Linked DNA regions of Mus musculus: all the other regions are linked to region 2. Evidence: chromatin loops called from intact Hi-C (ENCODE). Cell type or tissue: heart. All regions are shown on one strand. Region 1 has its middle 29 kb from the start of Gm35551. Region 2 overlaps Gm35457 (a long non-coding RNA gene). Region 3 overlaps Gm35551 (a long non-coding RNA gene).

Evidence for each region. Hi-C counts contacts between places; a loop is a spot of excess contacts. Peaks named below come from ENCODE experiments on the same cell type or tissue, not always from the same donor. Only the 100,000 strongest peaks of a DNase experiment are listed, where the experiment ranks them.
Region 1: a loop joins it to region 2, with 7 times the contacts of the local background. A loop is called at or near these places in 6 of 42 quality-filtered maps.
Region 3: it touches region 2 in a loop (4-fold over the local background); 5 of 42 quality-filtered maps call a loop at or near these places.

Annotation. Positions count from the first base shown.
Region 1 is chr17:84,109,027-84,117,026 of GRCm38, reverse strand. No RefSeq gene overlaps it. Among named protein-coding and RNA genes, the nearest start is that of Gm35551, 29 kb to the right of the region's middle. In heart, a CTCF peak has its summit at 2,924 (motif pointing left); DNase peaks (open chromatin) are centred at 2,896, 4,406, 6,536, 6,836 and 3 weaker places; H3K27ac peaks cover 3,748 bases.
Region 2 is chr17:83,970,013-83,978,012 of GRCm38, reverse strand. It overlaps Gm35457 (a long non-coding RNA gene), which reads right to left. Exons shown (of 3, transcript XR_385836.2): 3 at 7,549-8,000. Among named protein-coding and RNA genes, the nearest start is that of Gm35457, 10 kb to the right of the region's middle. In heart, CTCF peaks have their summits at 4,421 and 5,803; DNase peaks (open chromatin) are centred at 152, 4,392, 5,462, 5,802 and 2 weaker places; H3K4me3 peaks cover 358 bases; H3K27ac peaks cover 2,337 bases.
Region 3 is chr17:84,025,034-84,033,033 of GRCm38, reverse strand. All of the region lies in intron 4 of Gm35551 (a long non-coding RNA gene), which reads left to right. Among named protein-coding and RNA genes, the nearest start is that of 8430430B14Rik, 30 kb to the right of the region's middle. In heart, CTCF peaks have their summits at 2,157 (motif pointing left) and 4,298 (motif pointing left); DNase peaks (open chromatin) are centred at 1,413, 4,293, 4,643 and 6,733; H3K4me3 peaks cover 678 bases; H3K27ac peaks cover 3,574 bases.

The DNA.
Region 1 (8,000 bases), 140 kb before region 2:
GAAGGAACAGGGGCCACCACGTATAGTCATGAGACCTCAAAGCTCAACGGTACCTTCTGCAGTTGTTCAGTTTTCCACATGGACAACAGTCTGTGGTACTCCCCACAGATGGGGAAGAACAACCTTGGCCTCAGCAGGCTCTGAGGTGGAAAAAAAAATGCATGGGTTAGGGGCAGGCTCAAAGGTGTCTTCAGTAGGAGAACAGGCTGTACCCTCTGTGAGGGTGCCACGTGGTTATGGTTAGCAGTTTGCCATCCGGTGTTGTCTCCAAAGACAGTTGTCCGAGGGGGTGGGGGGGAGCAACTGGTGTGCTGTTAGAATCTCTGGTACCTGCTGTGCTCAGTGGACGGGTAGGGAAATCACCCGACACACCCCACAGACACCCACCAAATGCTGGGGACCAAGATAATGGTAACCGCCACGGGGAGGGCTATTTCCTGAGCTGGTGGGGTAATGGAGGTTGGGGACATGGTGTTCTGAGGTCTCAAACTGAGGCCTCAGTGGGGACCTGTTCCAGCTGCACCACTCCTCCCAGTCCTACCGGCTGGGCACAACAACAATGTCCTGGTGGCTTTGGCTGTCTGGATGAGTCACCTTGCCCACAGTGAGCCCGACTGGCGATGTTATCAGTAGCCTCGCTTGCTTCATCCTGGGTGACATCACCCACCTCTGCCTTCTCCTTCTCGGCACTGAACCATAGCCTAAATGCCCTGGCATATCCTGGGCAAGCTGGCCTGTAAGACCACCAGGGCATCTCCACAGGGGCCCTAAGAGGTCCTCGTGGAGGCTCAGCCCAGCCCTGGTTTTGCTGTGCAGGTCCCTGCCTACCAATAGGGATTAAACATAGAAGGCTCTTTTCTACCATGTGCCATAGTTACCCCCTCTCCTTTCTCAGCCGAATATCTCCTAGGAAGGATGCCAAATTGCATTCTTGGATGGAAGCCCTGAATCCCACACATTGTGGCCTGGGCCTGGGTTCCCCAACTTCTGCCTGTTGTTGGCCTGGTGTCCCTAGAGCTTCTGGGATGGGGTCGTTGGGTCTCTTAGCTCACCTAGGCTCAGACTGTGGCATGGCAGCTTCTTGGGGGCTGAGGGTCAACCCTGTATCTGTTGCCTTCTTGTCCTTGTTCTCAAAGGTAACCTGTGGATGTTGCCATATAAGGACCAGAGGATGAGCAGAGCAGTGACCATGCACACACAGGACTTCATAGCAGAGGCAGGATGGAAGGGTGGTCCCCGGGCGGGTCCCCACCCGTCTTCTCTATCCAGTGGAGCTGGATAGCAAGAGATGGCTGAGAGAGCATCATATGAGGCACACCCCCCCCCCCCCCATCTCCACCTCGTGCCAGGAGGCTACCTGAGCTTGGCAGGTCAAGGAGTCAGGGGGAATGTGAGTGGAGGGGCAGGGAGAAATGTCTGCCCACCGAGGGGACCCCATGAGACAGCACCTCAAGTTTAGACTTTTAAACAGCATCCACTTTCCCTTCAGTTATCCGGAACAAAAGAAATTGTTCCTTAGGTGGAAAAGGAAACCACAAAAGCAAGAGAGCCCACCACTAAGGTCATATCGTCTTCACCATCAGCTGAAGAGCAGAGCCCCAGAGCCGCCGGGTGCACTGGAGCCGGCCCTAGGAGCCAGCAGCTCTGCCCAGCACGCAGTCCGCCTCTGCCTCCTGTCTCTCCTGCAGCATCCCTGACTTCAGTGCTCTGTTGTCACACACAGCCAGTGCTAGGCAAGCATTGTGGTGATAATAGAGAGGTTGAGAAGGCATGGGAAGAGGTCAGTAGGAGAGTTTCAGAGAGGAGACTACTCCTTAGTTGGGTTAGGGCCAGCTGACTAGGCCCCCAAGCTCTTAAGTACCCTTCTGCCCTGAGCTGAATTCTCGTCAACCAAGAGGCACACCTCACCTCTTCAGACTTGGTCACCACTACTAAACTCCCGCCTGTGGTCTGCCTAAGACCTCCAAGTTCTAGAACATAGCCTAGCCAGCTCTCCTGTGCCCCTTCCTTGGCTGCAGACCTGGTTCTAATCCTACTCAACCCTGATTGTCTTTGTTGGTAAGAGCACACCCTGGGGCTGCCTGTCTTTTGAATTCTTTCCCCTCTCTTAAGAAACAAAAAAACCAAACATTAATTTTATTTTACAGGACTATAGGTGTATAATACCATGCCTAGTACCTCTTAAAAATGCATTTTATTCTACTGTTATCTTGGGAAGACTTCTCACTAAATTGCCCAAGCACTCCTGGAGCTCAGAATTTCCCCTGCCTTAGCCTCTTGAATAAAGAAAAACTTATAAAGAAAAACTGGTGCGTGTTTCCAGTTTTTCCTGAGAGCTGCCGGTGGAACCCACAGTTCTGGTGTCCCTTCCTCAGGTGTGTGGTGCCCTGTTTTCCTGGCAGCTCCTGCCTTCCTCTCCAGTCGGACCTGGGTACTGATGGGCACCAGCAAGCCGGGTGCCAGTGGAAATGGCACTTAAGTCTGAACATGTACCTCTTTCCCCTGGCCAGCCCTTCCTCTCATGAACGTGGGGTTGACCACGCTAGCCTCTGCACCATGCAGTGTCAGCCTGGGGACAGGGTAGACTTGCCAACAAGGCCCAAAGGTTGCCCCAACCACATGGGGCTGACACACTGGCATGAAAGTCAACCTGCGTCTGCTGCAGGCTGTTGAGTCCCCGGTAGTTCTTTTGCATTCTCTGACCTTGGTCTCATCGTCTGCCAAGTGGTCAGCATAGTCCCTTCTCCTTCCTCAGAGGAGGGGGAAGGGTGGGTGGGTGAGCCTGGGAAGGTGCACACCCTGCTGAGCGCGGGCAGGCAAGCTCCCTGGGGTGGAACTAGGCTCAGAGTCTGTAGGCCTCACCATGTGGCGGCCTCCTCCCTCCCCAAGCCTGGGCCGTGTGACTGAGTTCACAGCGCCCCCTGCTGGCAGGCTCTCTCAGAAGCTCCCTGTGGGCAGCCCGAACCCCACATTCCTTCACAGATGGGGTCTTGCCCTCTGTACACCCATTTTAAATCAAAAGTGCCCCCCAGAAAGTCTAGGCAGCATGAAGTCCAGGCTGGGGGTGGAGTTGGGGAGCCAGCCGGGATTCCCAGGATAAAGTTTAGTAGGCTCCTGAGTCTTTGAAGTCTGCCAGTCCAAGCCCACATGGACTGGTGGGGGATATCACATAAGGGCAGGTTTGAGGAATGAGGAGCCCTACCTATGTACCCTGAGCCTGACCCTCATCAGATCTGCAGAAGGCAGAAGCAGAAGAAGGTAGGGCGGTCTTCAGCCCTGCCTGCATATCTCTGTCAGACCCTTGCTCCACATTGGTGGCTTTACCCACTGGGAAAGTCAGCAAACTCAGCCTCAGCCCCACCTTGAGCTCTTTTACTGCTGGTGAGACTTCCCTACACTGTGGTCTTCCCAAGCTGCTTGTATCTAGCCAAACACAAAATTCCCCCTCCTCCAGGAAGCCTTCCTAGATGGCCCCAGGCTTCAGGGATTTTCTCTGGCTCCAAGCTTTTTGCAGGACTTCTCACATATATTTCATTGTCTTGTGCAAGTGTTATTTGATCCCATCTTTAGAAGCTCGGACCACTAGGTGGAAGACTTTGTGCTGCCTCTTTTCCTGGAGCTCTGGGAAGGTCTAGGGGGACAGAACATGCCTGTTAACTTTGTTTTAGACAGGGTCTCACATAGCCCAGGCTGGCCTCACATTCACTATGTAGCCCAGGCTAGTCTTGAACTTACTGGTCTCTAGTCTCAGCCTCACAAGTGCTGCAACTAAAGTGATTTTAAGATCAGCTGTAACCATGTGGGTGTGGTCTTGCCCCTGGGGCACATTGGCAATGTCCATTGATAATGTCTGGGTGTGTGGGTGGGGCCTGGATGCTAATGGTATCTTAGAATAAGTGTCAGAGATACAGTCATTGTCCTACAAGGCACAAAGAATAGTGCCCAGGTTATGAACACTGATTGAAATAAATTCAGATCTGGTATTTTTATTATAGTGACCAGGGTCAGTGGGTCCCACCGGAGACATCAGCACTCCCTGGGAGGATTGACAGAGCAAGGTTTGAATCAACTGTAACTGTTCCTTCTCTGTCCTCCATAGTTTTGGGTGCCCTGAAACACTTTTCTGGTCTGAATGTGGCTTGTGCAAGTGGAGGTGGGCCTGAGCCAAGGAGGAGGGTCCAGACCTGAATTAGAGTCCTTAGGGTAGTGTGGCCAGCCCTTGGGAGCAGAGAGTGCCTATAAATGGGGATGGAGTGACCCCTTTCAGTCCCAATGGACTGAGGTCCTCAGCTGTTCCTGTGTGCTCAGCATTTCTGTCTGCTGATGGGTGGGGCACTCTTCCCATAGCCAGATGTGGGAGGTGGTTGTGGCAATAACTGCCCTCCTGGGAAACAGCTGTCAGAACAGGACCGCTTTGACGAGCACATCAAAGCTGCTTGCACATCTCCTAGGAACTGACTGGGTGGGTGGGACAGAGCAGAGCCTTCAGCCAGGAACAGCTGTTGGCCAGGCCCCAGTGCAGCGCTGGAGGCCAAGGAAGGCATCCCCGTTAGCTGGGGGTTAGGAATGTCCCAGAGGCTAGTCATCGTGACACAGCTCTCCTCTGCATAATTCTAGGTGGGCTTGGGCTGTCCGGGGTTCTTGGTGACCCCCTGTCGCCTGTGGAGAACTCTGTAGGGGCCTGGCTCCCTCCTGAGGGCGGTGCTCCTAAGGAGGGGCAGGGAGGGACTCTCTTTCCTTTTCAAGCCATGGAGAGCAGGGGCACTTCCCTGTGAAGGCTCTAGCCTGTTTTTCCTTTCAAAGGGCCCAAACCTGACTAAGCAAAGGATGGGGCTTTGAGGAGAACAGGAAGCCAAGCTTCCCTGCTCTCACATTCTCCACAGCGAGGCCCCACGGCATCTCCTGAGGGCCAGGAGAGTACACGTATGTGAGACATGGGAACAGGCCCAATATCCTTGGATCTTATCCCATGGCATTGTGGGGCAGGGAATGTTCTGGGACCAGTCCTGGAACCAGATGCTGCAATATATAGGAAACAAGAACTTTAATTCCCCTAAAGCTTTGGCTTGCTCATCCGTAAATGGGTTTACTGACACTTCCTGTGCTCTAGGTTGTTGGGAGAGTTGGAGGGAAGGTACTAGAGGTGTGCCTGTGTCTGTGTGTGTATGTGTGCGTGCGTGTGTGTATCTGTGTGTATGTGTGCATGTGCGTATCTGTGTGTGTATGTGTGTGTGCGTGTGTGTGTATCTGTGTGTATGTGTGTATCTGTGTGTATGTGTGCATGTGTGTATCTGTGTGTGTATGTGTGCGTGTGTGTGTGTATCTGTGTGTATGTGTGCATGTGCGTATCTGTGTGTGTATGTGTGTGTGCGTGTGTGTGTATCTGTGTGTATGTGTGTATCTGTGTGTATGTGTGCATGTGTGTATCTGTGTGTGTATGTGTGCGTGTGTGTGTGTATCTGTGTGTGTGTCTGTGTGCGTGTGTGTGTGTATCTGTGTGTGTGTCTGTGTGTGTGTAGTTGGTGCTCACGACATGCTGCCAAACGTGGCTATAATATTATAAATCTAGCGTTGTAATCTTCACAGTGGCCTTTTCAGTGGCTGGCATGAAGTTTTAAGGTGGCCTGTATCGCTTTAGCTTAGAGTGAAAGCAAGGCTCTCTCTCTGGGAGGAGCCCTGAGGTGTGGCAGTTGAGAGAGATGGGCCCCAGGAACGTTTTAGGCACTTGGGTTCAGGATAAAAACGGCAGGTGTGGCATATCTGGGGCTACAGCTAGGGTTGGCTGGGTTCCTGTCACCTTAAGGGACTGTGTGTGTCAGTGTGTGCAGGTGGGTGACTGTGGTTCGTGACCTGTTTGAGCTTGTGTGTGTGGGACAAGTGTGTAACCAGGTGGGGCTGTGGGCAGTCTCATCGTGGGTGTTCGTGTGGGCCTGTGGGCCTGGATCTCACTCTTCGTGGATGGTTTGGTGCGTGCGTCTCACAATCTGATGGCCTCACTTCCCTCAGTGAGGGTGTCTCTCCGCATGTGCAGTGTGTGGCTGAGGGACTGGCTATTGCATCCTTTCTGACAGAGTTGTAGGTCTTGTGGGCATGCCAGCTATGAAGGAGGCCATGGAGGTCACACAGGCCTGCCCCCAAGGAGCAGTGGGCTTAGAGGCTCTGCTGGTGTGAGAAGCATCCTTTACTCTCTCTCTCTCTCTCTTTCTTTCTTGTTTATTATTTTTGTTTTGCTTTGTTTTTCAAGACTGGGTTTCTCTGGTTGTAGCCCTAGCTGTTGTGAAATTCACTCTGTAGACCAGGCTAGCCTTGAATGCTGCTGGGATTAAAGGTGTTCCTCTACCCCTGGCTGGCATTTAGTTTTAAGAGAAAGCAGCTGGCTTCCTTTCTCAAGCATCTATATTCCATCCTTCTCACAGCACATGGGAAGTGAGTGTATCTGCATTCCAGTTACTCTACATCTGTGTCAACACTTGGCACTGTCGATGTTTTTGAGTTCAGCTGTACTTAGTTATTTTCTATGCTTTCCTGGCTCTGTGGGGTTTTGGCCCGGAGCAGCCCCTAAGGAGTAGGCTTCTGACAGACAGCACACAATTTTTTTCAGACATGTCTTGAATATTACTTGGGAGGTATTTATGTTAAAAAGTTAGTTATTATTTGCTACAAATCTAAACAAGTGGGCCCCTTTGTTTCTGCTTAGTCCAGGCATCCTTCCTCGCAGCTTCCTCCTCCACACCTAAGTGAGGTAAGAGCTGATGGAGAAGTGGAAAGCCAGCCAGCCTACTCAGATCACTCCAGTCAGTTTGTACTTGTTGACTGTGTCTCCTGGGGCTCAGACTGGACGTGACTCACCCCGAGGCTCACAGCGAGTGCCTGGTAGGCTCACATAATCTAACCCCATGAACCCAAGCAGTGGTCAGGGTAGCTCCAGGAGGCTCTGGAAGCAGACCAGCCTGGTTTGCAAATACTGAGCCATACTGTCAACTTCGAGGGCAGCGTTACATAACAGTTCTCGGCTCTCAAGGCTTGTCCTCCATCTTGAGAACATCAGAAATGCAAAGCAAGCAGAGGTCACTTTCAGGGGTGGGGGGCTGGGTGTGGTTTTGTAGACTGACCACACAAACCTAGAATTTGACCTCCGTGTACCTCTAGGATCTGGGGAGAACTGTGGGTCCTTCTCTGAGGAAGGTTTCAAACATGTAGAACCAAATCAGGACTGCCAAAGCAACCAAGGAGAATAAGACACAGAGCTCCAGCCAGGGAGGCAGCCCTGAGAGGAGTGGAGAGTTTCTTTTAAAAGGTTTTCATCTTTATTTTAATTTTGTATGTGTGGGGGTTTGACCAGCATGCACGTCTATATACTACACATAGGCAGCGCCTGTAGAACCTAGATAGCACGGAATGCCCTGAGATTGGCATGGCATGCTTTTGTGAGCTGCCCTGTGGGTGCTGGGAATTGAACCCATGTCCTTTGCAAGAGCAGCCAGTGCTCTTACCCACTGAGCCATCTCTTCAGCCCCTTTCCCCTGAGGGGTTTCTTGATGAATACTTTACAGTTTATTTATTTTTAATTTAGTGTGTGTATGTGTGTGTTTGTGACTTTGAGTGTGTGTTTCTCAGTGTGTTTTGTGTATGTGTGTGTGTACACATAACACTCTGTAGAGATTAGTGGACAGTTTGAGGGGCTTGGTTCTTTCCTTCCATCATATGGGCTCCAGGAATTGAACTCAGGTCATCAGGATTGGTGGCAGGCACCTTTGCCCAGTGAGCCAGCGGACATCTGTTGGGAATCAGTTCTCACCCCCATCCATCTTGTTTCTCCTCCTGCTTTTTAGTCTCTAGGGCAAGGGCCCACCAACTTTCAGGTGAGTCTCTATCTCTGTTTCCCATGTCATCAGAGGAGCGCTGAGATCTCAGACTTGAGCCGCCTCATCCAGCTTTAGGAAGGTGACAGGTTCCAACTTGGGGTACCAGGCTGTGTGGCAAGCACCCTTACCCGCCAT
Region 2 (8,000 bases):
AGAAACTAGCTGGATGGGCCACCATAAGACAGAGCCTTGCAGGGCGAGAGATAATCGTTAGCAGTTTCCTAGCGTCTTCCGGGATGTGTGATCTAAATTAAGGTCCTTATGGTTCAGGCTGAGTCTGTGCCACAGCCTTTCCTTCCTTCCTGAGGGTTTTCTGTGCGGCCACAGGAAGTCCCGGCTGGAAGACTCTGTTCCTTATTGTTCACCTGCCAGTCTGCCTCCATGTTTTCTGGCCAACGGCCCCTGACCCCCCAAAGGCGGGAGGACACCTTTCTCTCTCTCCCCCATACTCTCTCTCCCCCATACTGAGAATCTTGCAGTGGCTCCCTGCTCCTCTCCTGGTGTTCCAGATGGTCCCACCCCGACCCATGGCTGTCTTCTGTCTTATCCGTGCTCACGCTCAGCATTGCTTGGGATAGTAAGTTCTCCCACAACGCTAACGTCAATGACATCATTCACCACAATTTTGGACAGTAAATCACTCTGTCCCCGTGTCAGATGCTCAACGTGGATGACAGTTGCCCCTTGAGGCTGGAGAGGGGATTAAATGACATGGTCTAGGTTGGACATTGGGCAGGTGGTTGGTTCGGGTGTGGACATGATGGCACCAATCCGAGTCCTGGTTAAGGAGTGCACCGCTCTCTTCCTCTAAGAAGATGAGCTAGAAGGATCAGGAGAGCCTGGGACTTTGGCTCAAAAGTCAGTGCTTTCGATTGCTCACCCGGACTGAAGTTGGCTATGGCCTTACATGGTGAATGTCACTCATGGGAAGCCGGAAACAAAGGCTGGAATCCACTTTCTATCAAGACCCTCAAGATCTCACCTCAACAAAACACCCAAGCAAAACAAAACAAATAAATAATGTAAACAATAAACTGCAGGAAGCAAGATTTCCAACACTCCATTTAATCTATCCCAATGCCAGGAGAGACCCTACAGCAAAAACCCACAGAGAGAAAAAATAGCATTTACTTCTCCTGAAATGACTGGGTCCTCTTCTCCGGACTCACGGAGCCCAGAAACTTCACTCCATAGTTCCTATTAAGAAGAAATTAAATATATTACAAATTAAGTCAGAAAGTTTAGCATTCAAAAAGTGTGGTGGGCCAGGGAGATGACTCAGCAAGTAGAAGCACTTGTCCACAGGCCAGGCAACCTGAGTACAATCCCCAGAACCCTTGTAAAAAATAGGGGGCTATGGATTAAATATGTAATGCCAGCTCTACTGGGTGGGGGGTGCGCATACGTGAGTGCAGAGACAGACAGACAGACAGACAGACAGACAGACAAAACAGAAAGACAGATGTAGAGAGAGAAACAGAGACACAGACAGAGAGAGATACAGAGACAGAGGCAGGAGTCATCGGCGAGAAGCTCGGAGCCAGCTAATCTGGAGTATCCTGCTCAGTTTTAAAGATGGAAGAGGGCTGGACAGACTGTCTCAAAAGTTGTCCTCAGTTCTCTACTTGCATGCATGCCATCTTCTCTCTGTCTCTGTCGCTCCAACTTTATAAAATGTTCTTAAAATCTCCAAATTGTCTAGCTAAAACCCCTATTTATCAAAATGATGGAAAGTTTCTGGCAAAGATTAAAGATGGCAGCAGGGCTTAGCAACAGATGGAAAAAGACAATGGGGACTTGGTCGTCAATCAGCAGTCGTTCCTAGTGATTACACACAGGGATCTGAGGCACTTCAAGGCAGATGTGAACTGGGGACTTTCTCCAAGGTTCCTGAGCCTTGGTACCCAAGCACATCTCTCAAGGGCCCAGGGCAGCCCAAACTACTGTGGAGGATCTGTCCCGCTCGAAGTCTGTGGAGACAGAACCTGGTCCTTTAGCTCAGACTCTCCAGTGCTTCTGTACAGTCCCAAAGGTCTCAGAGCCCTGAAGGCCATGCCTCTCCCATGGCCCTATCCAAAGGCACCTGCTCACCCACCAATGGTTCCCACCTCCCAAGTCACATAGGCCTGACAACTTCTCCATTCAGCCGGAAACACGGACCAAAGACTTCCTTCTCTCTTCGTGATAAGGAAAGTTCAAACCTCAAGAACTCAAAAGCCAAGAAGGCCGAAGGAAACTTTGCTTCCGCCTCCTCTCTGATAAGATCCAGCCTTGAGAAAGGGCACTAATGTGAGCTAGCCTTTCACTGAGCTGTTTTGTACAGTTACCTTGAAGTCAGCTCTACCCAGCAGACAGTGTGCTTAGAGGATGGGGCACTAAACTAGGGTCTCACTGGCTCACAATTTTACTCCATTGTATTTTAGTTCAAGCATCACTCATTGTTCAGAACTCGGTTCCAAAAGACATACACTTAAGGTGGGTCACCATGGAAGGATCATCTTTTGGCCTTTGTCACAGAGCTAGCTAAGCCCAGGCCTGAAGTCGCATAAGATCTGAATGATGCAGGAGAGTGTGATTTTCTTTGCTTGTTTGGTCTTTTTCCCCTACAAGTTAGCATCATCTTGCCAGCATCTCCTTCTTGGGCTTTGGGCATTGGTTCCAGAACCTCTGTGCTGCCCTGGTCTTTTAGACTTTTTTGCCCTGAGCCTTGGAGAAAGAGATTCTTTGGCACCTGCAGGTTGAGTCATAAGCATGACTTTACCTGTAATGTATCTTTGTCTCAGAACCAATCTGCGGGTAAAGGGAACATGTTCTCAGGCTACCTGAACAGGAAAGCTCAAAGCAGGGCTGCAAGGTCAAAGCCAGTGAGGGCTACATAGTGGGCACTTGTCTCAAAAGCCAAGCAAATAGCTTCACAAAAGAGAAGGTCTCTAATAACAAGCGCTCTGGGCAGGGAAAGTGGCTACACACACACACACACACACACTGCTTCCATCCTCACAGTGCTCCATCTGCCAGTGTTTCAATGTTCTCTCCCCGATGTGACATTTACTGAAATGTAGCTACTGCTGGGAAGGGACAGGAAGCAGGACCTTTAAGATGTGAACAGGTCAAGATCCCTATTGTTATGAGTGGATTAATGCCATTGTTGAGAGAGTAGATAGACTAGTTCCCTCTGAAATGGATTTGTTATAAAATAAAAGTTTGTTCTGTCTCTCTCCCTCTGTCTCTGCCATATTCATTCATTCATATATATATATATATATATCCCAACAATGCTATGATGTAGCAAGAAGGTCTCTTGGATACCTCAGTGTCAGTCTCCTGAATTGTGAGAAGTAACTCTCCTTTCATGATAAACCACCCGCCTGCGGCATTCTGTTACAGACTAAGACAGTCACTCATTCTCCTCTAAGGTTATCGTCGGGCACCAGCTACCCTCTGTTTTGGGACTTCCTTGTTTGCTAGAACTCCTGAGATCCATACCTTCTCAAGTTTCATAGATAATGGGCAGGGTGGAGGTGGGGTTGATATACATCCTGAACAATATTTTACTCTCAGGACCTCAATAACTACACACAATAACTAAAGGTTGGTCACAAAACGTGCCTAGAAAGGAAAGCAGGCAGGATTTGAGCCTGTGGATCTGCCGCATTGAGGGGACGTAGTCCCAGGACCGAATGGGACATCAGGACAGGACAGGTGAGACAAAGCGCCCTCCAAATTTCGATTTCTCGTTTTGGACAGTGTCTGTTCCTCTCTGACTGTGAGTCTTCCTCATCCGACACGTGTAATTGTGACGGTTCTTCGACTGTAACTCCTTGGTTTGGGATTCACCAAGGAAAACAAACCTCCGCTTGCCTGTGAGGGTTTATCTAGATTAGGCTGACTAGGTGGGAAGGTCCACCCTAGAGTGGGTGGTACCATGTCATGGACTGAGGTCAAACATTGAACGGAAAGGAGCCTGCAAGGTGAGCTGCAGCAGCATCTGCTGTCTCTTTGCTTCCTGACTGTGGATGCGGTGAGATCAGCCACCTCAGACTCCTGCCGCCAGGCTTCCCTGACACACTCTGACGGTACCCTCAGGCTACGTACGAACCAGAGTAGACCCCTTTTCCTTAAGTTCCTTTTCTGAGGCATTTTATCACAGCAGCAAGACAAGTACAGAATAGAGTAACAAACCCACACTCCAGTAAGCCCCATCCCTGCAGACGACCCGTCCCTTCCTCTCCAGCCTCTGCAGCAGCCCCACCCCTCCTTCAATGCCGCTCGTCTCATCTCTGCCTTCGGATTTAACTCCACACTCTCAGCTTTCTCCCCTAGGCTCTGTTCTCTCTTTCACCACACCACACACCAGATGTGTTTCTCTTTTACTCGCTGTCTTCCTGCTTGAGGAGGAAGCTCCCAGAGGGCAGTTCTTTCCTGCATTGAATATTGTATCCCAAGGATCTAGAAATGTCTCCAGCACATTGTAAACACTCAATAAATACTCGTGGGACGAATGAACGAATGAATGCATTTCAGAACATCTCCTGGCAAGCCATCTTGGATTCAGGACGGAGTAGCACTGCCACCTGTTGCCAGAGTTTTGTATTGTGAATACAAACTCAGGGTGAGCAGGAAGAGGCTCACCCTCAGGGGGTCAGCCCTGTCACTTGAATCCTATTCCATGTTCCAAATGCCACCACCCGACTGTAGCCATCTCAAAGACCTATAGCCTGTGACTTTTGCCTGTTTTATGCCCCTAGTCTGCCAACACCTGGTGACACCTGGCCAACCATTCTAGGAGTTTGCTCTGATGTGTCTAACATCAACCATGCACAGGAAATATTTCCTAACCAGAAAAGGGAATCATAAAAAAGAGCTCAATCCTGAGAAAGGATGAAAGAGAGAACATGAGCTGTAGGACCACATGGGATGTGGGGCCATGTGGGATGGGGGACCATGTGAGATGTAGGACCACATGGGATGTGGGGTCACGTAGGAAAGGAGACCACGTGGGATGGGGGGCCATGTGTGGGATGGGGGACCACGTGGGATGGAAAACCAATGAGAAAGCCTGAGGGACTAGCCTAGTTCCAGCTCGACTTTGAGTCTGCTTTGGTCTCTCCTCTATAAGAAGATGGCCTTGGGCTACATGGGCTTCAGCCCTGACTTCCCTAACAGAAAGGACAGGAAGTCCATGGCATCTTCAGGTTCTGCAGTCAAGTTGCTTGGGTGCCCGTGTCCTAGTTGAGGGTCTCTTCACTGTTGGTTGTGGGGACCTCTTGACAGCTGGTCTTTTAATTGCAGTTTCCTCTCAAAGCCTTACCCCTGCTTGAGCTCAGCCTTCATGGCCTGGCTCAGGGGCCCCAGTACCATGACAACCAGGATCCTCCCCATCCTACACACACATACACGTACACACACTTTGTGTTTGGTCTGCTTCTTTTAACTACCTAAGGGTTGATCTAAGCTGACCTCTGACTTTCTTTGGGTCTCTGTAGTCTGTCTATGCCAGCAAGGAACGACTGTCCCGCCCCTCTGTTCAGGTTGGGTACCCTCTCCTTCTGGCCTCTGCCCAAGCTCTGCTCAGCCCAGATTTGTGTCCATTGATCCTAGACCGCATGTGATTTAGAAGACATGTTAAGGGTAGGCTTCCTGGAGGAATTCCTGGGGCCTCTGAATCCACCTATGCTGGGTGGTCAGAAGATCTGGTATTGGGAACAATTACCTTGTTCCAGCTCAGGAGGAATGCCGTTGAGAAGCAAGCCAGGCCACCTTGTGACACTGGAGAACTGTCTGCTTGAACGCTTTAAGGAGCCCATAGAAACCCACCTGTCTCCCCTTTCTGTGCCCTGCCCACTTCTACTCTACAGAAAGAGGGGGCTCTCCCTGCTCTGCTTCTCAGCCTCCCTCCCTTTGAGCACTGCTGCTCTTCCAGCCCAGCTGCTGTTCCGGGAGCGCGCCTCTAGGGAAACAATGGACTGAGTGTCCTTTGTCAACTCCTCACCAAGGACTCTGTGAGCTCACTGCCATGGGAGCTGCTTAACTCCCAGAATGCCCTGGCTTGTCCGGCTCCATTTAGGAGCCTGTGAAAGGGAAGGTCCCATGGAAGTGACAGAAGTCATTAAGCCTAACACAGATGAGGTTGCTGTGAAATTTTAGCAGTCAAATTTACATTGCTGGTAAGAATTTTTTTTAAAGGATATCAAAAGATTGGCCAAAAAGCAAAATAATTTTTATAATGATTCTATATTAAAGTTACATTTTTATATATTGAGTTCAATAAAAGCATACTGCTAAAATTAAGTTTTCTTGGGTTTATTTGTACTTTTAAAACGTGACTAATGGAAAATTCTACCTTAAATACATGTTTCACTTTAAACTTCCTCTGGGTAGAACTACTTTAAAGAGCTGGGACCAGGTATGGTAGCACGCATGCATCAGAGGCAGGCAGATCTCTGTGAGTTCAAAGCCAGGTTGGTCTATACAGTGAGACCATGTCTCAAAAAAAAAAAAAAAAAAGTGTGTTTGTGAGCTGTGCACAGTGCCTCATTCATACCTGTAATCCTGATGCTACGGAGGCTGATGTAGGAGGATTGTCTCAAGTTCAAGGCTAGCCAAGTTTACATATTAAGATTCTATATTTAAAAGTGGGTTGGAGGATGGAAATAAGCCAGGTAGTGGTGGCTCACACCTTTAATCTGGCACTCAGGAGCAGAGGCAGGTGGATCTCTGAGTTTGAGGCCAGCCTGGTCTACTGAGCAAGTTCCAGGCCAGTCAGGCTACACAGAAAACCCCTGTTTTTATTGTTTTTTGTTTGTTTTGTAAAGTGTCTGGACACAGAAAAAAATATATATGATTTATTTTATGTTCTGCTACAGCATTAGGCCCCAGTACACCATACCAAACCCAAATGGAGTTGCTTGTACTAAAAATGAGACCAAAACTGTTGTCTGACATTTCAAGAAACCAGCAATGATGGTAGTCAGATTTCCTAAACTATTAGCATAAAAATTAAGTTTTCCTCTGCCTTAACTCTTGAAAATAAAGACACCCCCCCCAAAAAAAAGGAAAAAAAGGAGGAAAATAAAGCCACCCCAGACGGGCCAAGCCCAGCCACTTATTCTCTCTTTCTCCATCTCACTGTCCCCTTCTTCTTGTGTAGCTTTGGAGTCATCAGTCTCAGCTGTGAGGCTCATACACAGCTCTATGCCCGCAGGAGGGACACTGTTGTGGGCGGCCCTGGTGCTGTTTGTTTTAGCGAGTAGGGGAAGAGAGAAAGGAAGAAGAGGAGGTGGAAGGAAGATGGTGCAGAACCTCATGGCCCTAAGAAGCCACAAGTAGCAAGGGATCTCATAGCTGAGGAATAGAGTAGTGTAGTGGTAGATCTGCCCAATCTAGGCGTGCAGCTTATAAAGTTATGTAGTTGTGTGTTTTTGCATGGGCATATTGGGGCTGGAGGTTTAGTGCAACAGGATGCTGATGCAGGATTACCAATATCTACATTTTGTCTTGTTTCTGCTTTCTCTAGCTCTTCTCTATCTATAAAACTATTCTCTCTCTCTCTCTCTCTCTCTCTCTCTCTCTCTCTCTCTCTCTCTCTCTGACACACACACACACACACACACACACACACACACACACACATATTCATTCTAGGATGGACAATAAAAATTAGAAGAATTATAAATTGTAATTTTGTCAAATGATTCTTTATAAATGTACGAGATAATAGACAATGTCACAATGTTACTCATTTTCATCAATGTGAACTTGATGCTACATTAGTAGTTCAGTCACCAAGAGTAAAGAGCTCAAAGGAGAGGATCCTGAGTGTTCCAGGGGAGGGAGGGAAGGAAGACAGTAGGGATCCACGTTGTAGCTGGGGAGGATGTGGTTGGGGTACGGACACAGAGGCCATTCCTGGTGATAGATTCAAAGTGCTGAGGGAGAAATAACTAAGTCTGGCAGGATGCAGAAGCTTAGGGGTCTCAGTAAAATACGAAAGAATGGATTATTGTTTCTATCCATGTGTCCAGTCACACCTCCATTATTTTATCCTGTGGCCCAAAGCATAGAGGGACAGAGGCAGGTATGCAGGAATTCAGCCTGAGGTGAGTGCCAGGAAGGTGGTGGGAATGCTGGGAGCGTGGTGGGAATGCTGGGAG
Region 3 (8,000 bases), 55 kb before region 2:
TGTGCCGTGGCCTCCAAATCCTAGTGTTTCTAGGCTTAAAGTACAGCACTACCTCCCTCGGCCCTTTGGATGTCTTACAGCTCACAAGGCTTCCAAGGTCTTCTAGGGAGTGTCAGCACAGTGCTGAGGAGACCAGGCGGGTAGCTGAGCCCCAGGACACCAAAGCACTGGGAACAGTGTCAGGAGAGGAGCGTCCACACCCGTCTCTTCCTCTCCCACACACCTGTCTTCATCGCCTCTCCAGGATTTTTCTTCCCGAACAACAGCTGGGCATGTGAGGCCAGCCCCAGAGAAAGTTAAAGCTATGATCCTCACCTACAAGGGGCTGAGGAGAGTAACCTCTCCTCCGTGGGTGGCGGATGTCACTTGGGTGTAGGCACCGATCTCTACATGGGCATGACTTCCTGGTACTGAAGGCAGGGTAGAGAAGTCTCTCTTGTAGTGATGGAAAGAAAGCAATGTGAGCTTCAGAGACCGCTCTGAACAGAGAGCAGAGAGGCCAAGCCTACTTAACTGGAGGAAAGAGGTCCTCTGTCTTAGTGTCAGAGTTGGAAGATCTGCCCTGAAGCAAACACGAGGGAAACTGATGCCCAGGGTGGGGCCTCTGCTGCACAAGGCTGGACAGTGACCTCAGCCTTAAGATCCATGCGTGCGCTGTCCTCAAAGCAACAGGAACTTTAAGGGGTTGATTGCTGCTGAGGCAGGTCCAATCTAATCACAAGTGGCTTATAAGAGGGATGGAGGATAAGTTAGAGCCAGTGATGTGACAAAGGGATGAGAGGTGGTCTGTGAAGGTGGGGGAAGGGGTTACAGGCCAAGGCATCTATTAGATACTAAGAAAGACAAGGAAGTGGGCTTTCCCCCAGAGCCTTGGCCTGTAGATGCCTGACTTTAGGCCAGTAATGTTGAAATTGAACTTCCAGCCTCCAGAACTGGAGGGAAACCAATGCTTGCTGTTTCTAGCCATTTAATCTGTGGCCATGGCGATCACTGGAGATTTACACTTGCTGAGGGCTACAGAAGGAGCCAGGGCCAGATCTTCTCAATGAGACCAGCTCTCAGGAATGGATGCCCTGGGGCCTCTGGGAGATGTGTGCGTGTGTCAGAGAGAAGAGAGACCATGACTTCTTCACGCATCAAGAGATTCTTCTGGGCAGATGACCCTCCAGAGGCACGGCAACATTTTTCTCTCCAGGAAAAAATAACTCAGTGTGTATCAAGAACTCAGTGTCTCACACGCACACATGGAGTCGTGGGTCCCCGGGAGACACAAGCTCTGTCATTCTCTCCAGGCCTCTTTAATTTCCTTGGGGGCAGGCAGGGAGCAGGGCTAAGGACTATGGACTCCTGGTGACATCTGGAATTCTCCAACGCTCCTAGGGGTCCTGTGGAGTTGGCCCTCCTCTCCAGTGTTTCCTGCTTCCATGCAGTCTCTGGGAGGATTTGACACATTTCCTAGCTGGGGAGCATGGTTGGAATTTCCAGCCGGCTTCCAGATGTGGCGCTGACTGGGCTGGAAGATGCTTTTTTGAAAAGCATCTGGGAAGCCAGGGGTCCCCCAGCGCCAACCTAGGCTGTTGTGCATGTCCTTCTTCCTCACGCTGTTATGTGGTTGGGCTTTCCATGGGGGAGCTCATGGGTAGGGTTTCACCATGTGAAGAAGGGTGTAGCCTGCCAGCTTCAGGCCCGTAGTCCAAAGGTGGTCTAGCACAGCAGGTCAGAGGGGCCAAGGCTGATTAAAAAAAAAAAAAAAAAAAAAAAAAAAAAAAGACTAGAAGGAGCATGGATGGAGTGGGCTGGCCAGGGTGAAGAGAGGGGAGGGGTCCAGGAGTCAATACCCAGTAATAATGAGTTTCTGGCCCTGGGCTGCTGGACAGCAAGATAAAGGGGAGCCCCTTCACTGGTTAGAGCTGGTTCCTAGTGCGTGGGACAGTTCGGTTCCCTAGACAGCATTGCCAAGGTCAGAGAATCCTCAACAAAGGAGTGTTCTCAGCTTGGGAGGGTTCAGGCAAGACACGGGAGGATTAAGAATGTCACAGGGCTGGAGAGATGGCTCGGTGGGTCCTTGCCAGAGGTCTTGAGTTCAGTTCCCAGAGCCCATTTCAGGTGGCTCATAACCACATGTAACTCCAGGCCCAGGGGATCTGCTGCCCTCTTCTGGTGTCTGTGGTTAATTGCATTCATGTGTACTTACACCCACACAGACGGACACACAGACACATAATTAAAAATTTAAAAACTAAAAAAAAAAAAAAAAAAAAAAACCCGAAAAAAAAAAAAAAAGAAAAGAAAAGTCCCTTCTAACTCCCAGCCATGCCTGTTAGGATAACCCTGTAATAGTCAGCTAATTAGGAGGCTGAGGTAAGAGGATTGCAAATTCAAGGCCAGCCTGGGCTACAATGGTGACTTCAAGACTAGTTTAGGCAACTTAGTGAGACCATCTTAAAATACAGACTAGGTGTTTGAACCCTTGTCTGGCATGTATCAGGTCTTGGGTTCCATGCCTATTAACTCCAAGAAGGAGAAAGAGGAAGAAGAGGAGGAAGGGGAGGGAGAAGAGGAAGAGGAGGAAGAAAAGGAGAAAGGAGGAAGAGGAGGAGGAGGAGGAAGAAGAAGAGGAGGAGGAGGAGGAAGAAGAAGAGGAGGAGGAGGAGGAAGAAGAAGAGGAAGAGGAGGAGGAGGAGGAGGAGGAGGAGGAAGAAGAAGAAGAAGAAGAAGAAGAAGAAGAAGAAGAAGAAGAAGAAGAAGAAGAAGGTGTCGTTCCCTCTGTCAGCCATTCTCTTTGATACTCAGATACTCAGAATAATATACTCCACCTGAAAGATGTCCCTATCCCAGTCCCCAGAACCTGCGCACACATCACCTCACAGGCAAAATGGGCTTTGCAGGTGTAATTACATTAAGGCTCTGAAGTAGGAATATTGTCAAGATTATGTGTGTGTATGTGTATGTCGTGTGGGGGGGGGGGTCCCCCTGCTGTCACAAAGGTTCTCAGGAGAGGTCAGCAAGCGAAGGCTGCAGGGAGGGCTCTTGGGAGCAGTGGGGAGTGTCTGAAGGTGCTGCTGGTGGCTGACTTGAAGACAGGAGAAAGAAGCACACACACAGCATGGCTGCTGCCCTAGGACCTGGAGAAGCCACGGGAGCTGCTTCAGTATGCCCAGAGCTGCTTCAGTATGCCCAGCCCTGCAGATTCTTCAGTGGTGTCCAAGGATGCTGCTCTTGGGAGCTGGCCTCAGGGCTGTGATGAGACATTTGTCATGTTATAAGCCTCTCTGTGTGGAATTTGTTATAGAAGCCCTGGACACTCACACAGCTTCCTGCTGTGGGGCCCAGAGTCCCCCTCACTCTTTTGGGCCAGGCACGCTTGAGACCCACAGACTGAGAGTCGCCAGTCTGATCTGTCTCAACAGCCCCGGTGAAACCCTGACACAGGCCAGAGATGTGGCTACCCATAGCTTGGGCTTCCAGTAGTGGGTGCAGAGCTGTGTCCTGGCCCTGGATTTGCCTGACAGATGGACCCCTCTGTCCTCTCTGGGCAAGCCATCCACCTGTGGGGTAGCCATCTACCTTCTTGCTTGCCCTTCTCTCCCAGAGAACAAGGCCCACAGATTGCCAATGGGATCAGAATGGGGGTTTTAACAGAAACTCCGGCTGAGTTGAGATGTCAGAATCCTTTGTCCTGTGTCCTGTCACTTTCCATTATCGCCCCCCCCCCTTTTTTTTGGTAAGGGAGTCTCACAATATAACCTTGGCCTCAAACTCAGAGATCTGCCTGTCTCTGCCTCCCAAGTGCTGGGGTTAATAGTATGCACCACCCCACCCCGCCCCACTTCTCTTTCCGATTTCAGGAAGGGTCTAGCCCAGGCAGGCTTGAAACCATGAGTTACTTCCTCTGGAGTACTATGATTACAGGTGTGCACAACACACCTAATCATGTTACTTATCCCCCCCCCTCACCCCCCGCTTACAAGCTCAAGCATGCAGGCCCACGTGCAAGTTACACCGACACTCTGCACGCACATACTTTCCGGGGCTGCAAACAGCGTCCACATGTGCAAAGAGGATGCCTCAACGCAGACCAGCAATCACGGACTTGTTTGTAGCTTCCCGCCCACAAACACAGATACATTCATTTTATACCCACCCACCAGGATACGCACAAGCACAGACACACCTGTGCATGAGTAAAGACCACCCATGCGTGTGGACACCTGTGAACAGGGGCGGAGAGCTACGTGCAGCCTGCCCCGCCCCACCCCCAAGCCCTCTAGCCCTCTGCTCTGGAGACCTCTGCTGGTGGAGTCTGGAACAGCTCCCGGAGTATGTGACACTGAACAGCGCAGAGCTGGATGGTGGAGGGAGGAAGAGAGGGGCCACCGGGGTTAGCTCCCGGGCTCCACGTTGCTGCTTTCACCGGGCCCACGTGATCTTCTGCAGCTTCCACTCCAGTGCAGAAGCAGAGATTCCACACGCAGAAGTCTCCAGGCTTCTTCCAGACTTAGGCTCACCCTGCCCTAGCAGTGGCCTCTCCTAATGTGTAGTCTATTACATAGAGAAGCCCCCCCCACCCCGGCCTGGCTGCATCCACACTTCTCTCAGTCTATGACAAGGCTTCGCTTACGGGGGAACCCACGCCAGTGTCTCCTCTTCCCGTCTTCCCCCTTGCGCCGCTTTCTAGTAAGGAGGAGGGACCCAGCCTCTCTCCTTGCTGCCACTGGGTCTCTGACTTGGTTTGCGACCTCATGTCACACATGCAGGTTCCACTTCCTGCGCTATGGTCTTCCCGTCTCCTCATGGATGTTCAAGGGGAGTGAAACTCGGAGACTTGGAACAAAATGGATGAAATTAAATTCTGATGGTGGCTCAGTGGGGGCAGTTACTGTCCCCAGCCTCCGTTTCTTCAGGGGGATTGGAGATCTTGACTTTTGGGGACAGGGTGATTAAATGAGACAGAATCCTCAGTGGTCAGTGTCAGGCATTGTGGACCACTGGCCATGTAAGATGACGAAGAGAATCTGGCCAGGAACTCCGTGGAGGGCCAGATAAACTCACTTCCAGAAAGGAGCGGTTAGTACTGTAACAGTGATCTCCAAGGGGCTTCAGCGGGGTCTAAGGAGGTTTTGTTTGTGTGGCTGGGGGAGCCGCTGAACTTCACAGAGGAGATGAAGTGGTGTCAGCAGGCGCCCTCCTCTCTGTCTACGCCCTCGTTTCCGCAGGCAGAAATCATTTCCTTACAGTTAGAATTGGAACCGACAGTAAGCAAATATTGGTTTGGTGGGATGCGGTGTTATCGACCACCTGATTCTGTGCCATACGGCAGTGTTTCCATGGGCCCCTGCTCCCAGGTAGCGGGTGGTCATGGCTGTGAGCCGACCTGTCTCGCTAATCCTCTGTTCTTCTCAGTCCCCTCATGTCTCTTCTCCTTGCTCTGTGTACCCAAGGGCATCCATCACCTTGTCATCCCGTGTCATTAGCTTTTCTTTGAACGTTTGTAATCCCGCTGGCCCAAACCACAGGTGGGCTGTGCTTTTGATTCCTTAGCCTTAGGAGCAAGGACTCAGTCGGTAGAGCGCTTGTCCAGTATGCGCATGCGCATGGGTTAGATTATCAGCTCTGCATGAGACTGAATATGGTTAGTGGTGCATACCTGTGACTCTGGCATTCAGGAAGTGAAGGCAGCAGGATCAGAAATTCAAGGTAATACAGTGAGTTCTAGGCCAGTCTGGATGCCCTGTTGAAGAAATTTAAGCATACACACACACACATGAGCACTTGCAAAGAAAAGACTCAGTGTATGATCAGGTTGGCCCTAAATGTCTGTCTGAGCCATCGCCACACTGGACATCTACTTAAGAAAAGAGACCACGAATCCACTGCAGGGGTGGTGTTAGGACTGGAAACATGGTGTGTGGCTAGGAAAGTCTGCTTGTTTTTGAGACTGGTGCGTAGAGGAGAGCCGGCTTCTCCTCAGGAGGGAGTGATGGGAACGGCGTCCAGGAGGAAATGTCCAAATGCTCTTTAAAGACCTGAGATGCTGGAATCGTTCTTTTTTAATCTACTGACTCTTGGCTTGCTCCTTTCTGGAGATGGGGGGCAGCCTTGGCTTCACCTCAGTCAGCCAAGACCGGTCAGGTAGACAGAGCATACCACCAAAGGCCCTCTAAGGCAGCCGTGGCAGACCCAGAACGGAACAGCAAAGAAGAAAGTCCATAGGCCCAAGAAGTTGAACCACACTGATCATGTTAAAATAAAAAGCAACCCCCACCCTCACCCCACCCCACCCCACCCTGCAAGAGAGAAAAGAGATTGTGGTATGTACCCCACCTGTCTGCCAAAGGTGGAGGGGACTCTGGAGGCTTCAAGAGAGCGGGAGCCCAAAGGTCATGGGTTCAGATGTTTCCTTCTGAGTCCACCCCATGGTTATCGATCTCTTGCCTTCACCTATTTTGCCACCCCAGGCTGCTGGTGAGGGGGACTCGGGGAGAAGCCAGAGGGCTGGGGGCCAGAGGGAGTAGGATGAACAACCAAAGACAGCTCAGGGATGTCCTGGAAAGAGCCAGACTCTGGAGGGAAGGCAACAATAGGCCTCTGTTTAGCGTCCACTCCCCTCACAGGTCCTGGCAAAGGGAAGCCTCCAGGCAAATCAAACACCGCCCACATCCACAGGCTGCCAACAGAGGCAGGTGAGTCAGAGCCCGGGCTTAGCTGATAACAGGCAGCAGCGGCCCAGAATGCAGCCCTTGTTGATGGCTGCCCCTCCTCGCCCCCTCCTCACAGCTGGGCCTGCTGGAGCAAGCCTGAGGGTGGGGCTGATTGTCAGGAAGCAGGGCCCGCTGGGAAAAAGGAGAGGCCCAGCAGCCTACCGTGCGAGGTGTGTTCTGTGGTAACTTGAAGGTGTAGTGGGGCAAGCGGGCAGAAAAAAAAAAGAGAGCTAGGGGAAACCCACAATGTCAGCTGTGTTCTCTACCCATAAATCCATTCATTCCTCCGGGGGGGGGGCGCGGGGGGGGCAGGGGGGATACCACTTTCAGTACTAAGGCAAGACTCTGGGCTGAAAAGGGCCAACATTCAAGTTGAATCAGCTTGGGAGGAGAGGCGTCTGGGGTAAGTCCTCAAGTGGGGCAAGGACGGAGAAAGATGGGAGGCTGAGGCCAACCCGCTGGCTAGGGCACCTTTTGCATCGTTTCCTTACCTGTCTCAGGAGCTGGCTTTATCTTTCTTCTGCATATGGGCTGTGCATCCCTCCCAAACTAGAGAGAAAAATAACCGTGTCACCAGTTCAGGGTCAGATCCTCATGGTGTTATGACTAGAAAGAAAATGCTCTCCTATGTCACCGGGTTTGGTTAGAAAGTCTGTAAGGACTCCTTATAGGCTCCCGTCAAAGCCTGGGACCAGATCTGGGCCAGGCATCGCTCTGGCCAGGGAGGTGTCTTGATGTAATCTTCCCAGATTCTTTGCCTCGCCCATTGTCAGACACATGTGAGAATCTCCTCGCTGTACACTTGGGGTCTCTTGTGACACAGCTGCTAGTTGACCCCCATAACAATGTTACCTTTTCTTTCATAGATCAGAAAGTCTTTTCTGGAGCCAGAGAGATGACTTAGTGGCCCATACTGCTCTTACAAGGAACTGGACTTTGGCTCTTAGCAACTATATCAGGTGGCTCATAACACCTGTATAACTCCACAGCCAAGGAGCTCTGACCTCTCAGACTTCCTTAGGTACCTACATCCATGGGCACATACCCACACATAGACACGGGGGTATTTAAAAATTTTTTTTAAAGTGTTTTTTTTTTCTTTTTCTGGATACATGGCTTCTTGGTGTAAAATAAAAACAAAAAACCCCTACATTTCCCAGTCTCCCTTGCAGCTAGGGGTCTGCAATCCAGGGACTAAAAGTTCTGGTCAGTAGGGTGTGAGCAAAGCAATGTGTTCAGCTTACCGATGGTGCCTTTAAAAGGGGGGATTCAGGCTCTGCTGGCCTCTTTCTCCTATGT